2 separate regions of the Homo sapiens genome follow, and region 1 is linked to region 2. The links are chromatin contacts, found by Hi-C or POLR2A ChIA-PET in ENCODE. All regions are on one chromosome and are shown on one strand. Each heading gives the region's core, a stretch centred on a gene start or an enhancer-like site at or near the end of the contact. The rest is flanking DNA. Distances are from core to core; before and after follow the strand shown.

What was found. Hi-C counts contacts between places; a loop is a spot of excess contacts on that map. ChIA-PET counts read pairs that join two places held with the same protein, here RNA polymerase II (POLR2A). Pooled maps may share reads with other maps.
Region 1: a map of endothelial cell of hepatic sinusoid shows a loop between it and region 2 (7-fold over the local background). The contact joins two enhancer-like sites. A Hi-C loop is called at or near these places in 1 of 168 maps with a recorded cell type or tissue (endothelial cell of hepatic sinusoid) and 1 of 50 pooled maps. POLR2A ChIA-PET finds 5 or more read pairs at or near these places in 3 of 52 experiments (A549, Caco-2 and H1).

The regions. Positions count from the first base shown.
Region 1 is chr9:135,717,476-135,720,175 of GRCh38, forward strand. All of the region lies in intron 2 of KCNT1 (potassium sodium-activated channel subfamily T member 1), which reads left to right. Among named protein-coding and RNA genes, the nearest start is that of KCNT1, 17 kb to the left of the region's middle. RefSeq lists an enhancer at 1,148-1,442. Within about 2 kb of position 1,301, at least 2 of the 41 ENCODE cell types and tissues checked have a DNase peak (open chromatin) inside an H3K27ac peak, as active enhancers do.
Region 2 is chr9:135,755,839-135,758,538 of GRCh38, forward strand. It overlaps KCNT1 (potassium sodium-activated channel subfamily T member 1), which reads left to right. Exons shown (of 31, transcript NM_020822.3): 7 at 1,035-1,094; 8 at 1,318-1,392; 9 at 1,460-1,543; 10 at 2,576-2,670. Among named protein-coding and RNA genes, the nearest start is that of KCNT1, 55 kb to the left of the region's middle. Within about 2 kb of position 1,451, at least 2 of the 41 ENCODE cell types and tissues checked have a DNase peak (open chromatin) inside an H3K27ac peak, as active enhancers do.

The DNA.
Region 1 (2,700 bases), core at 51-2,550, 39 kb before region 2:
GTTCCCAGCAGCTTTGCCTGGCTCCCCCTGGAGGCTGCGGGGGCTGGTGAGGCTGGCTGGGCACAGTACAGGAGTGGGCAACTTTCCGGGGGCGCAGGGGCAAGTGAGTTGGGGGCTTCTGCCCAAGTCACCTGCCAGCTCGCCAGCCGCTGCCCGGCACAGCTGAACCCGCTCCTCACGTGGACTCAGGCCCTCCTGAGAAATTGCCTCGACTGGATGTAAGAGAGGGTGCCCTAGAGGCCTAGGAGCCCGGGGAACCCCCACTTACCCCACCCAGGAATGGCAGCTCCTTGGTCTCAGCAGCAGCCTGGGGGCCTCTCCTCTTGAAGGCAGCTCAGGGAGCCTGGCCTGAAGGGTTTCTCTTCCTCAAACCTTCTTTGCCCAAAGGGGCTTGCTTCAGCCTCCATGGTAGGGTTGGGTGAGTCTGGCATGGCCTCTCTCATGACCCCGATGCTGGAATGGGTGGGCAACAATGAGGGAAATCAGGATGCTGACAGGGGTCCTGAGGTCACCCAAGCCCTCCCCTATCCATAAGGACACGCACGTGGGGACCCCAGCCCTGGCTCTGTGGAAACCCCAAGCTGACCTGGAGGAGGGGATCAGCCGCTTGGAGGACCCTCCTGGGTGCTTGGGGTGGGGTCTGATGCCTCTATCTGCCATTAGAAGCCATCCCATATCTCCTCATCTTCCTCCTCATCCCCAGTGCCTGTGCCTTCCCCTTCCTGGAGTGGAGACCAGGGGTCGTCTGCCTGGCCTGGTGGGACCCCCTTCCTGTGTACTGCAGTGACTCACAGGAGCCGTGTGAGGTGGGAGGACGTGCTTATCTGAATGCAGGAGGGAGTGCAGGCGGGGTCTGGAGGCCATAGGGGGCCCAGGTCTGAAAGGGCTGAGCCCAGCAAGACCTGCCTGCCGGCTCTGGGTGAGAAAGCCCTTAGGTAGAGGGGAGGGGACACTGGGATGGGGTCCTGGGCTGTGGACGGAAGGGCTGGTGTGCCCGGACACGGCAGCACAGGCTCCACTCGGGCCCCTGAGGGACCATCGTGGTGGCCTTGGCCATGGGGGTGTCTCAGGTCTGGGTAAGGTGGAAGTGCCGCTTGGTCTCTCTCTGCACCAGGGGAAGAGATTGAGGGGCAGGGAGACCCAACCATCAGCACAGGGCAGGTGCAATGTGGGGGCTCAGCACAGACTGGCACCCCTCACGCCCTCCCTATTTCTACCCTGGGGCAGGCTCTGTGAGGGAAGCGGGTGCTGCTGCCAACCCCTGGCAGGCTGTGAGCGAGCAGGTGGGCGGGCAGGACTCGGGCTTCCTGTTTCCCCCGGGAGTAGAGCCTCTGGCAGTGAGTCACCACAGCCTCCATCGCCCGTGGCCTTGGACAGAGAAGAGCTCGGCGGGCCATGTGGGCAGAGGAGGCTGTACTGCTGGGCAGGCCGCTCCCAGCGGGGATGACCCAGCCCATCGGTACCGCCCGGTGGAGGAAGTGGACAGAGTTGGGAGCTCACTCACCTCAGGGACCTGATGGTGGACCCTCACCACTGCTTACCAGATGGTGTCTCGGGTGCTCCCATGGAGCAGCATTCAGCCACAGTCCACCTGCGCCCAGGCTCTGGAGCCCCTTGAGCCATGCTGACAGTCTCACTGCCCCTCTGCCTGGGAGTCCAGGGGCAACTGATGGAGGCCCTGGCCCTCCCAGCCAGAGCCAGCTCTCAAGAGTGTCCCGGAAGCCTAAGTGAGCGTCATGGCCCTTGGAGGACACAGACTTGGGCTCTTCTTCTGCAGAGGGGTTAACAGCCCCCAAAGGGCAGCTCGAGGAGCCAGCGGGACAGGGGCTGCCTGAGGGCTTGGGTCCTGACGGTGTCCCCGAGCTGGGTCCCAGGCACCTTGTGCAGACTCTGGTCTGTGGCAGTGGAGGTGCGGCTTCCATCCTGCCCTGCACTGAGGCTCAGGAAGATGCTGTGTATGTCGGGGGATGCATGCTTTGGGGACACTTGGGGCTGTCACACCACAGGCCCATCTCTCCAAAGGGGCAGATTCCAGACAAGGAGTCCCAGTGGGGAGGGGTGGGGCAGGCAGCCACCCCCCGCCATGCTGCACCAGGACCCAGCCCACCGGGGCCACTGAAGCCACCACTGGAGGCAACGTCAGGGTCGCCAACACTCCCAGGCATTAAGCAGGACATGAGAGGTGCCAGGAAGGCCCTGCCCACTGGCTGGGGCTTCCGGCAGGCAAGAGGAAGCTTCGTCCCTGAGCATGGCCAGGGCCACTGCCTTGGCTCCTTGGGCCACCCCAAGCTGAGTGCCCCAAGCTGGTGCCATGGGGCCCAGGCACCAGGGTCACCTGGGAAGGGAGTGGCCGCCTTGCCACAGAAAGCCCGGCCCCAGTGCAGGCCTCCCGGGGTCAGAACACTGCCCCAGAGCGGCCTGACCAGGCTGTTTCATTAGCTCCTCTGACAACAGAGAACGGAACTTGACTTGGTTCTCTGGAGTTGAGCAACACCAAATATTTTTTCACACAACAAGCTGAGAAGTGGACCACAAACAGGGCCCGGCATTGCTGGGAACACGGGGCAGCGGGCCTGCGTGGAGGATGGACCCCTGCCGGCCCCACAGGCAGCAACTGTGGATGGGCCAGGCAGGGCCAGCAGGAGCAGGAATGGGTGCAGAAGGAGGGGGCAGCCCAGACCCCTCCCTGGCCCTGCTGGA
Region 2 (2,700 bases), core at 201-2,700:
GCTGAGGACAAACCCAGGCTCAGTGAGCACTGAGGACAGTCCCAGGCTCAGTAAGCATGGGACCCAGGCTCAGTGAATGCCAAGGACAAAGCCAGGCTCAGTAAAACAGGTGACTCAGGCTCAGTGGGCACTGAGGACAAACCCAGCATTTACTGACCCAGGGTCAGTAAATGCTGAGGACAAACCCAGGATCAGTAAACAGGGGACCCAGGCTCAGTGAGCACTGAGGACAGACCCAGGCTCAGTAAGCAGGGAAACCAGACTTTAGTGAATGCTGAAGACAGACAGGCTCAGTAAGTAGGGAACCCAGGCTCAGTGAATGCTGAAGACAAACTCAGGCTCAGTAAGCAGGGGTCCCAGGTTCAGTGAGTGCTGAGGACCGACCCAGGCTCTACTGCTCTCCACACAATTTTCCCAGGGATCCCTGAGGACTTCCTGACCCCCTCTGTCTGCTTCACCACCTGAATCTCTCCCTCCACTGACCCATCTGTGTCCTTGCTGTTTTCCTGGGGTGGAGAGTGCACAGGCCAGGTCCCTGGCTGGCTCCTGGGTGGGTGACCTAGTTCATGACTGGGTCCCATGTCTCCATCTGAGACCAGAGAGGGTCTTTCACACCCACCCCTATCATGTTCCAGAGGGGTCAGTAGATGCCTGTGCTGAGAGGGGTTCCGTGGGGGAAAACCAGGTCCACTGAGCCTCCATCTCCGTTCCCTCCCCACCAGGGCAGCGGGATAGCCGCTCTCTGGTGTCTTCCTGAGCGTCCTGCCTCACCCACTGCACCCTCCATCCCACCCTGGGCCTAGAGTGGGCGGCCCAGGAGGACCATGGTTTCAAGACTCCATCTGCCCTCGGCCCTGGCGGGGGTCAGCCAAAGGCCTTGGTGGCTAAGACTGTCCTGACATGGGAGTGAGGGTCAAGGCAGACCCCAGACACACACCTGGCTTTGTGTGGTACCTGCCCGCGAGGCCTGTGGGGTCAGGCCCCAGCCCCAGCCCCGGCCTGCTCCAGAGCTCCTTCCCTTTCCTGACTCCCAGGTCATCGTGGCCATAATAAGCTTCCTGGAGACGATGCTTCTCATCTACCTCAGCTACAAAGTGAGTGCCTGCCCGGGATGGCACCTCACAGGGGGTCCCCACCCTCCCCACCCTCCCCAGCCTCCCCCACCTCCCCCACCCTCTCCTATTTCCCCACACTTCCCAGCCTCATCCACTGACCTCCAGGGTGGGCTCCTCGCCCTCTTCCCCACCCTGCCCCTCCCCTGCTGGGCCCCACCCCCACCCTCCATCGCCCCCGCTGATACCCCCCGTTTGGCCCCAGGGCAACATCTGGGAGCAGATCTTCCGCGTGTCCTTCGTCCTGGAGATGATCAACACTCTGCCCTTCATCATCACGGTGGGTGAGCCCCAGCTGCCAGGAGTGCGGGCCCTGGAGCCCCAGCCCTGACCTGTCCCCTTCACAGATCTTCTGGCCGCCGCTGCGGAACCTGTTCATCCCCGTCTTTCTGAACTGCTGGCTGGCCAAGCACGCGCTGGAAAACATGATTGTAAGCCGGGGCGGGGGGTGCAGCTGGGACTTGGGGGGGCCACCCTCAGCCTCACCGGCCCTGGAAGACACTGTGCGACGTAGCCTGCCACGCCCCGGCCCTGGCATGACCTGTAGAGGACCGGGAAGCCAGGGCAGCAGAAACTCTGTCTCTGCTCCTGGAAAACATCCAAGCCAAGCCCCGAATGCCCTCCTTCCAGGAAGAAACTCAATCCCAGAGCTTTTCCTAAGCCTGGAAATGAAATGGCTGGCAGGAGGAGGAGGGACAAAGTGAAGGGTGTGACAAACCCAGGCCACGAGGACCAGGGCCACAAACACCAGGCCACACGCAAACTGGGGCCACGGGGCCACAGGCAGGCCCTGTGCTGAGCATCTCAGGAAACCTGGGCCACGGGGCCACAGGCAGGCCCTGCTCTGAGTGTCTCAACATGGTCCCTGTCATGTGAATGGCAGCAGTCAGTTCCCTAGGCGCCCACCCTCTCCAAGCCAGACCCCTTGACTCACAGCCCCCATTCCTGCCCCAGTGGTAAATCAGCGTTACCATGCTGGGTCCAAGCCTTGCACACTAACCAGCCCTCTGACCTGAGACTTAAGCCTCATCCCCGGGGATGTAGGCAAGATGGGGACCCGTCCTGAGAGAGGACAGCAGAGGGGGTGCCCTACCCAGGTGCAGGCTGCCCGTGGGCCTCAGCGGAGACGCAGGTGTGGCCAGGCGTGGGCTGCCCCTTGGGCCTCAGCCGAGACACAGGTGTGGCCGTGGGCTGCCCCGTGGGCCTCAGCCGAGACACAGGTGTGGCCAGGTGCAGGCTGCCCCGTGGGCCTCAGCCGAGACGCAGGTGTGGCCAGGTGCAGGCTGCCCCATGGGCCTCAGCCGAGACACAGGTGTGGCCAGGTACAGGCTGCCCCGTGGGCCTCAGCCGAGACGCAGGTGTGGCCGGGCCGTCTGCTTTCCACTGTCCTTCTAGTCTCTATTCATTGGCTCCTGGCGGGGTCCACAGTCCCTGCCCGCTGACAGCCACCACTCCTTCCACAGAATGACTTCCACCGTGCCATCCTGCGGACACAGTCAGCCATGTTCAACCAGGTCCTCATCCTCTTCTGCACCCTGCTGTGCCTCGTTTTCACGGGGTGAGTGCCGGCCGTCAGTGTGAGCACCCC